Linked DNA regions of Homo sapiens: region 1 is linked to region 2. Evidence: read pairs that join two places in POLR2A ChIA-PET (ENCODE). Cell type or tissue: B cell. All regions are shown on one strand.

Region 1 (4,000 bases), 170 kb after region 2:
CTCTAGCCTGGGCAACAGACAAAACAAAAAACAAAAAACAAAAACCTCCATCTCAAAAAAAAAAAAAAAGTATTAAACTTAGCCAGGCACAAAGGCACAATAGTCACAGCTACTTGGGAGCTGAGGCAGGAGGACTGATCAGTTGAGTCCAGAACTTTGAGGTTGCAGTGAGCTATGATCGCACCACTGCACTCCAGCCTGGGCAACAGAGCAAGACCCTAGCTCTAAAAAAACAAAAAAAGAAACCTCAAAAGAGACAGCCAGACAGACAGATATAAATAGGACACACATTGGTCACAGTTATGCTTTTGGCACTCTGAGTGTTTGAATTGATATTTTTGAAGGTGAGACCAGGGGCCCAGTTGATAGAGTTTGTATCTCCAAAGCATCCTTTGACCCAAAACAGGTAACCTGGAATTCTCTTATCCTAGAAGGCAAGAAAAACCAGAAGGAAGGAGCCACATTTTTGGAAGTTACTATAGAGCAGATCCTTGGAGATTGGAGATTTCGCAAGTCATGTCAGTATGCCTGGGACTGTCCCAGATTTTCCCAGGCCTCAGATGTAAGGGTCATATTCACATTACTTCTACTCTACATCTCCCCACTTACCCAGCAAAGTACCTGTCCCATAGGAGATAAATGCTTGTTAAATAAGTAAATGGGCCAGACCAGGTGGCTCATGCCTATAATCCCAGCACTTTGGGAGGCCAAGGTGGGAGAATCACTTGAAACCCGGAGTTCAAGACCAGCCTGGGTGCCGGGCGCAGTGGCTCACACCTGTAATCCCAGCACTTTGGGAGTCTGAGGCAGGCAGATCACCTGAGGTCAGGAGTTCTAGAGCAGCCTGACCAACATGGAGAAACCCCGTCTCTACTGAAAATACAAAATTAGCTGGGTGTGGTGGCGCATGCCTGTAATCCCAGCTACTCCGGAGGCTGAGGTAGGAGAATTGATAGAATCCAGGAGGCGGAGGTTGCGGTGAGCTGAGATCGCGCCACTGCACTCCAGCCTGGGCAACAAGAGCAAAATTCTGTCTCAAAAAAAAAAAAAAAAAAAAAAACAAACAAACAAACAAAAAAAACCAGCCTGGGCAATGTAGTGAGGCCCCATGTCTTAAAAAAAAAAAAAAAAAAAAAAGTCCAGGTGCAGTGGCTCATGCCTGTAATCCCAGCACTATGGGGTGCTGAGGTGGGTGGATCATGAGGTCAGGAGTTCAAGACCAGCCTGGCCAAGATGGTGAAACCCCATCTCTACTAAAAATATAAAAATTAGCTGGGCATGGTGGCGGGCACCTGTAATCCCAGCTACTCCAGAGGCTGAGGCAGAGAATTGCTTGAACCTGGGAGGCGGAGGTTGCAGTGAACCGACATCATGCAGCACTGCACTCCAGCCTGGGCAACAGAGTGAGACTACATCTCAAAAAAAATAAATTAAGCAGGCTTGGTGGCTCATGCCTATAGTCCCAGCTATTCACGGAGCTAAGGTGGAAGGATCACCTGAGCCTAGAAAGTCAAGGCTGCAGTGAGCCACAATCATGCCATTACACTCCAGCCTGGATGACAGAGCAAGACCCTGTCTCAAAAAATAAATACATACATACATAAATACATAAATTGACATGTGATACTGCCATTTACCATTTTGTTCAAAAATCATTCTCTGCATCTGAGGTACCCTTTCAAATAGGCCAGCTACCAGCAAGGAGTTGCAATTATTGAGGAAGTGAAAATGGTTAACAAGTGGCATTTAAAATATCTCTATTTGGCTTTCCAGCCAGAACTCTTTGTGTGAACTATCCAAAGCGGATATAAAATACTTTTATGTTAGCCAGGCATGGCAGCATACACCCGTAGTTCTAGCTATTCAGGAGGTTGCACCAGAGGGTCCCTTGAGCCCAAGAGTTCGAATCCAGCCTCAGCAACAGACCCTAAAAAAACAAAAACTTGTTGGCCAGGCACAGTGGCTCACGCCTGTAATCCCAGCGCTTTAGGAGGCCTAGGTGGGCAGATCACGAGGTCAGGAGATGGAGACGATCCTGGCTAACATGGTGAAACCCTGCCTCTCCTAAAGATACAAAAAATTAGCTGGGCATGGTGGCATGCACCTGTAGTCCCAGCTACTCGGGAGGCTGAGGCAAGAGAATCCCTTGAACCCAGGAGGCGGAGGTATCAGTGAACTGAGATCACGCCACTCCACTCCAGCCTGGGTGACATAGTAAGACTCTGTCTCAAAAAAAAAAAAAATTATTTTTTGTAGAAACAGGTCTTGCTATATTGTCCAGGCTGGTCTCGAACTCCTGGGCTCAAACAGTCCTCTCACGTTGGCATCCCAAAGTTGGAGGATGGCAGACCTGAGCCACCATGCCCAGCTTTTCAAACATTTTCAATACAAAATGTGAATCTAAAATTCAAGATGAGGATAGATATATTCAGCTGACAAATGATACCTGTCTTCTGCTGTTGGATTGAATTGTTCCCCCCAAAAATTCGTATGTTGAAGTCATAGTCCCCAGTACCTCAGAATATGACTGACTTTGGAAATAGAGTCTGTAAAGAGGTAATTAAGTTAAAATGAGGTCATATGGGTGAGCTTCAACCTGAGATGACTGGTGTCCTTATAAGAGGAGTCGATTGAGTGCGGTGGCTCACATCTCTAATCTCAATGCTTTGGGAGGCAGACTGGGGAGGATCGCTTGAGCCCAGCAGTTTGAGACCAACCTAGGCAAATAGTGAGACCCCAATCTGTACAAAAAAATTAAAAATTAGCCCCACATGGCCGGGCGCGGTGGCTCATGCCTATAATCCCAGCACTTTGGGAGGCTGAGGCGGGTGGATTGCCTGAGCTCAGGAGTTCAAGACCAGCCTGATCAACATAGAGAAACGCTGTCTCTACTAAAAATACAAAATTAGCCAGATGTGGCAGCAGGTGCCTGTAAGGCAGCAGGTGCTGAGGCAGGAGAATTGCTTGAACCCGGGAGGTGGAGGTTGCTGTGAGCGGAGATTGTGCCCTTGCACTCCAGCCTGGGCAACAAGAGCAAAACTCTGTCTCAAAATAAAAAATTAACTCTACATTACAGTTGGCACACGCCTGTAATCCCAGCTACTTGGGAGGCTGAGGTGGAAGGATCGCTTGAGCCCAGAAGTGCAAGGCTGTAGTGAGCCATGATCACACCACTACACTCCAGCTTTGCTGTGACAGTGAGACCCTGTGTCCAAAAAAAAAAAAAAGGCCGGGCGCGGTGGCTCAAGCCTATAATTCCAGCACTTTGGGAGGCCGAGGCGGGCGGATCACGTGGTCAGGAGTTCAAGACCAGCCTGGCCAATATAGTGAAACACCGTCTCTACTAAAAATACAAATACAAAAATTAGCTGGGCATAGTGGAGCATGCCTGTAGTCCCAGCTACTCGGGAGGCTGAGGCAGGAGAATCACTTGAACCCGGGAGATGGAGGTTATGGTGAGCCGAGATTGCACCACTGCACTCCATGCTGGGAGACAGAGGGAGACTCCGCCTCAAAAAAAAAAAAAAAAAAAAGAGAGAGAGATTAAGACATAGACACGAAGAGGGAAGAGCTTATAAGGACACAGGAAGAAGACAGCCAGCTTTAGTGAAAGGGACAGGCTCTAAGAGAAACCAATCCTTCTGACACCTTGATCTCAGACTTACAGCTTCCAAAACTGTGAGGAAATAAATTTTTGTTGTTTAAGTCACCACATCAGCTAGGCGAAATGGCTCACACCTGAAATGCCAACACTTTGAGAGGCCGAGGTTAGAGGATCACTTGAGCTCAGGAGCTTGAGACCAGCCTGGGCAACATAGCAAGACCCCATCTCTACAAAAAATGTAAAAGTTATCTGGGCATGGTGGCACCTGTGGTCCCAGCTACTCAGGAGGCTGAGGCAGAAGGATTGCTTGAGCCTCAGAGTTTGAGGCTGCAGTGAGCTATGATTGTACCACCGCAATCCAGCCTGGGAGACATAGCAAGACTCAAATCTTTTTTT
Region 2 (4,000 bases):
ACAATCTTGGCTCACTGCAACCTCCGCCTCCCAGGTTCAAGCAGTGCTCCTGCCTCAGCCTCCTGAGTAGCTGGGACTATAGGCGTTCGCTACCACGCTCAGCTAATTTTTGTAATTTTAGTAGAGACGGGGTTTCACCATGTTGGCCAGTACGGTCTTGATCTCTTGACCTTGTGATACACCTGTCTCAGCCTCCCAAAGTGCTAGGATTACAGACGTGAGCCACCGCGCCTGGCCAGGACCATAGATTTTACTGGCCCTTACGAAGGCGCAAGACTGACTTTATTCTGCACGTGATCAACTTTTTCAATGTGAGTACTTCCATTCTGTATATATCAGCCCAGAAAACATTTACATTTATTAATAGTCAGACAGCCTACATGGTTAAATAAACCTGGGCTTTTTCTTTATCTAACCCCCCCGCTGGCGACCAATCTCCACTGTACTGGCTACCACATTTCATTTTGAATGTTTTAAGCCCAATCATACAGCCTGCCCAATCCAGGAGGGCCAGGTCAGCAAGATGGAATATGACGCCACAGGGCAACAGAGCCATTATTATAACATTAGCCAAGCTAATGTACTGCCTTTTCTCTCCCCTAACAAAGCCCTGCCACCAATTGTTAAAATTATTATTTTTAGTCAACGAGAAATAATGAAATGGCATCCCCTCCTTCACACACTCAAACCGTTTTTATTTTTCCAACCCCCTCCCCCACCCCGACCAACACAAACCTTTGTTGGGGAGAGGAGGTTAAACAGAGGAAATTGAATGAATGGCCCAAAGAGTCAGTCTATCCCATTAGCATTTGTTCTCCTCTATTAATATTCAGTAGGTTGAACTTAAATTAAACCATGTCTATTGTCTTTCACAAAAGCAATAAATATGAGCTGAAAATTGTAAATCATTGCAGTAAAGGCAGCTTGGTTACTGTGCCTGCAACCTCAGCTAGTCACCATCAGCTGACGGGAGAAGTGCGTCTGGGATCCAAGACCATTTAGCCACAAGGCAGTGTCCATTTGTGCAGCCGAGAACTCTAAAGAAATTGAACACAACAGAACCCTGCCATCAGCAGCTCTGCACATTCAGGAGCTTTTCACCGCATCTCCCAAATTAGCAAGAAATGAAAAGACCGCACAAAACAATACAACAAAACAGGCTTCTGAGTCTGGAACAGCAGCATCAAAATGGAATAGGAATTCCTGTTGTTCTTGGTAACTGGAGACACTAGTGTATGGCTATCTCCCTCTTGCCTTATATGATGGGCGTTGGGAAAATTGAAACACAAATTAGGCCAAAGATTCCTTTAGCTGAAGGAACTTCTAAAGCAACCAATGAGAACGACAGATTTCAGAACACAAATGTATGGACAGAAGACAACTCTTTTCTAATATCTGGAAAAAAAAAGGGACTAGAGCATGTAGTCTGTATCATTTTATGATGTTTTAGACACAAAGAAGTTTTACCAGTCCTCTCTCATTAGCTACACATACATGACAATAGAAAACTAAAGGAAAAGCCAATGGCTCTATTCCACAAAAGCAGTGCCCCAAAACAAGGGTTAAAAAGAAAGGAAAAACAAGGAGGGCTTTGAGGCTGTTCCAGGGCTTCTAAAACATCTGGAGCACACCAAAGTCATTAGCATATTAGGGTGACTCAATGTATTTAGCTTTGTTGTAGAAAAGATGCACAAAAGGTAATTCTGTATTATAGAGCCAATGCCGTCTGTCACCCTGTCACTGTGAGACAAGGTTATCACATTACATATCAAACAGTCAAGCATCCAAAGACAGCTTTCATTTTCAGCAGCAATTTCTGTGTGTGTGTGTGTGTGTGTGTGTGTGTGTGTGTGTGTGTGTGTGTGTGTGTGCACTTTAAGATGATAGAAAAATTATAAAAGCAGCCCCCATGGCTGAGGTAGGGCCCTCTCTGAGGTCATCAGAATGCATGGTTTGCTGCCATTGATAGTGAAAAATAAATGTTATGTTCACTCAAGTTTTGCAAAGAGAAAAAAAAATGAATTGCTTTTTAAGCAGGGTAGGCATTCCGATGCCAGGGCAGATTTGGCTTTGGGCCTGCTTGGCATGGTCAATATGAACATGGAGTTTGCCCATCACTGTACACATGCAGGTCAGCATGTGAAGCTTCCAATGGAGCACAGAGCTCCAGGGAGAGGGGCGAGCAGGGCACAGGGTCTGCAGAGCACAGCCCAGGCTTGTCCACTGACTTGCTCACCAGATCAACACACTGGTGTGACTGAGAACAAATGCCAAGTCATGAGGCAGGATGTCGGTGGCACACTTGTGGTCAACGAGGCACAAATGAAAGTGGTTTCATACCTCGGCTTATGGAAAATAATTATCCCTTTCCCTTATGAGACCAGCCCCTGAGCCGACTAGGGCTCCCCTTTGTCTACTGTCAAATCAGCTATGGAGATTTCCCATTCCGGTCAAGAAAAGACAATCCAAAAACACCCCCACCCATCACTACTTAAAACAGTCCCAAGATTTGGAGGCAGGAATGGGGAGGATGAATAGGTGGACGCGGGGGACATATTTTTGTTATATTTAACCCCTGCAAAAACAGATGTAAATACTGATTTGTAAATCAACAATCTCACAAGAGCTCTCTCACCACCACCAGAATCCGCCCCCACGACACACCTTCAACAATCTACACCTCTTTTGCATGCACAATTTTTTGAGAAAGCGTTAGATACTAAGACCTGACACAGTGTTCATTATTAACATGGAAAAGTTGGGTCACTGGGTAGATAAGGAAAATGTCTGACTCTATCCTTTTTTTCCTATTTCAGAAACAAGTAAATGACTCTTTGAGAAAGATAGGACCCTGGGCCCCAGAAGGCAATAAACGCCTTGAGCTACAAAGGAACAAACCCAGCAGATATCTCCTATTTCCTCAGAGGAAGAGGTAAGCAGAACACTGCTACTACTAGAATGGGCCCCATTCTGGCTCTCTAGACCCCAAATGAGTAAGAACCACCAAAAGACAAAAGATCTCCCCTTCGTACATCCTAACCAACAATCCCAGGGGGACAGAAAACACTGCTCACTGAAAGGCTCCAACAAAAATAAATAAAAATAGACAACAAGGCTGACAGTTTAACTTTATTCAACACAAAACCTCTCACAAAAACAAAGAGCCGTGATCTTCATGAAAGATTTCCCAAACAGACCAGAAGCTATTTAAACTCTGATGATCACCACTGTGAACATAAATGTACTGCTCATTTTGGCACAACTCCCTGTTACTTCTTTGGGGCAAGGGCTCATCCTCCCCACTCTCTTCCCCTCTTCACTCCTTCTTCATCCTTAATATGACCTTTATAACAATCAGAACAAGTACAGTACCTAGAATAATAATAATGACTGAATTATAAACACCCACGATGCTCTACAATCGGCAGTTCTAGTTTTGTGTCCAATCCCATGACTACTCTATCCCAGGCCGTAACTGCTCTGGGTCCACACTTCATTTCAACACCCTTTTAATTTTACACTGACAACCCAGTCAAACACACACCCACCAGACAACCCAGTTATAAATACGCACCAAAATATAAATCCCTGGAATCCCCTAGGATATGCAACTCGAGCTTCTATCAGCTCATGAAAAGAATTCCACACCACAGAGGGCCCAGAACTGACCACCTCCAAGGTCAAAAGCCGCCTACAGAAGAAAACTGACTCAAGGCGACAGTGGGCTTAGGCTGATGTGTAACCATGAGCGGCAGAACAATGGCATCACTGCAGAGCAAGGGAACTCAGTCACATGAAGGAGACGGAAACACAAGGGCATTTTTTTTTGAGATTTTTTCTAAGACAGATAAATGGGCCCAACATGTGGAAAGTCTTGTGTTCAGATAAACTAACAGGCCCAAATTTGATTTCTCATCTCACAGAATTTGCACTTCTCAAAGGGAGATGTCCATGAACACAGCATGTTCACAGATAGCTAATGATATTCTTCTACCTTCAA

Evidence for each region. Peaks named below come from ENCODE experiments on the same cell type or tissue, not always from the same donor. Only the 100,000 strongest peaks of a DNase experiment are listed, where the experiment ranks them.
Region 1: POLR2A ChIA-PET joins it to region 2 with 5 read pairs; 12 of 35 experiments call an interaction of 5 or more read pairs at or near these places.

The regions. Positions count from the first base shown.
Region 1 is chr6:15,230,769-15,234,768 of GRCh38, reverse strand. No RefSeq gene overlaps it. Among named protein-coding and RNA genes, the nearest start is that of JARID2-DT, 13 kb to the left of the region's middle. In B cell, no CTCF peak of the experiment used is centred here; a DNase peak (open chromatin) is centred at 1,698.
Region 2 is chr6:15,402,391-15,406,390 of GRCh38, reverse strand. All of the region lies in intron 2 of JARID2 (jumonji and AT-rich interaction domain containing 2), which reads right to left. Among named protein-coding and RNA genes, the nearest start is that of DTNBP1-AS1, 140 kb to the left of the region's middle. RefSeq lists enhancers at 1,339-2,029, 2,099-2,393, 3,253-3,753. In B cell, no CTCF peak of the experiment used is centred here; a DNase peak (open chromatin) is centred at 2,200.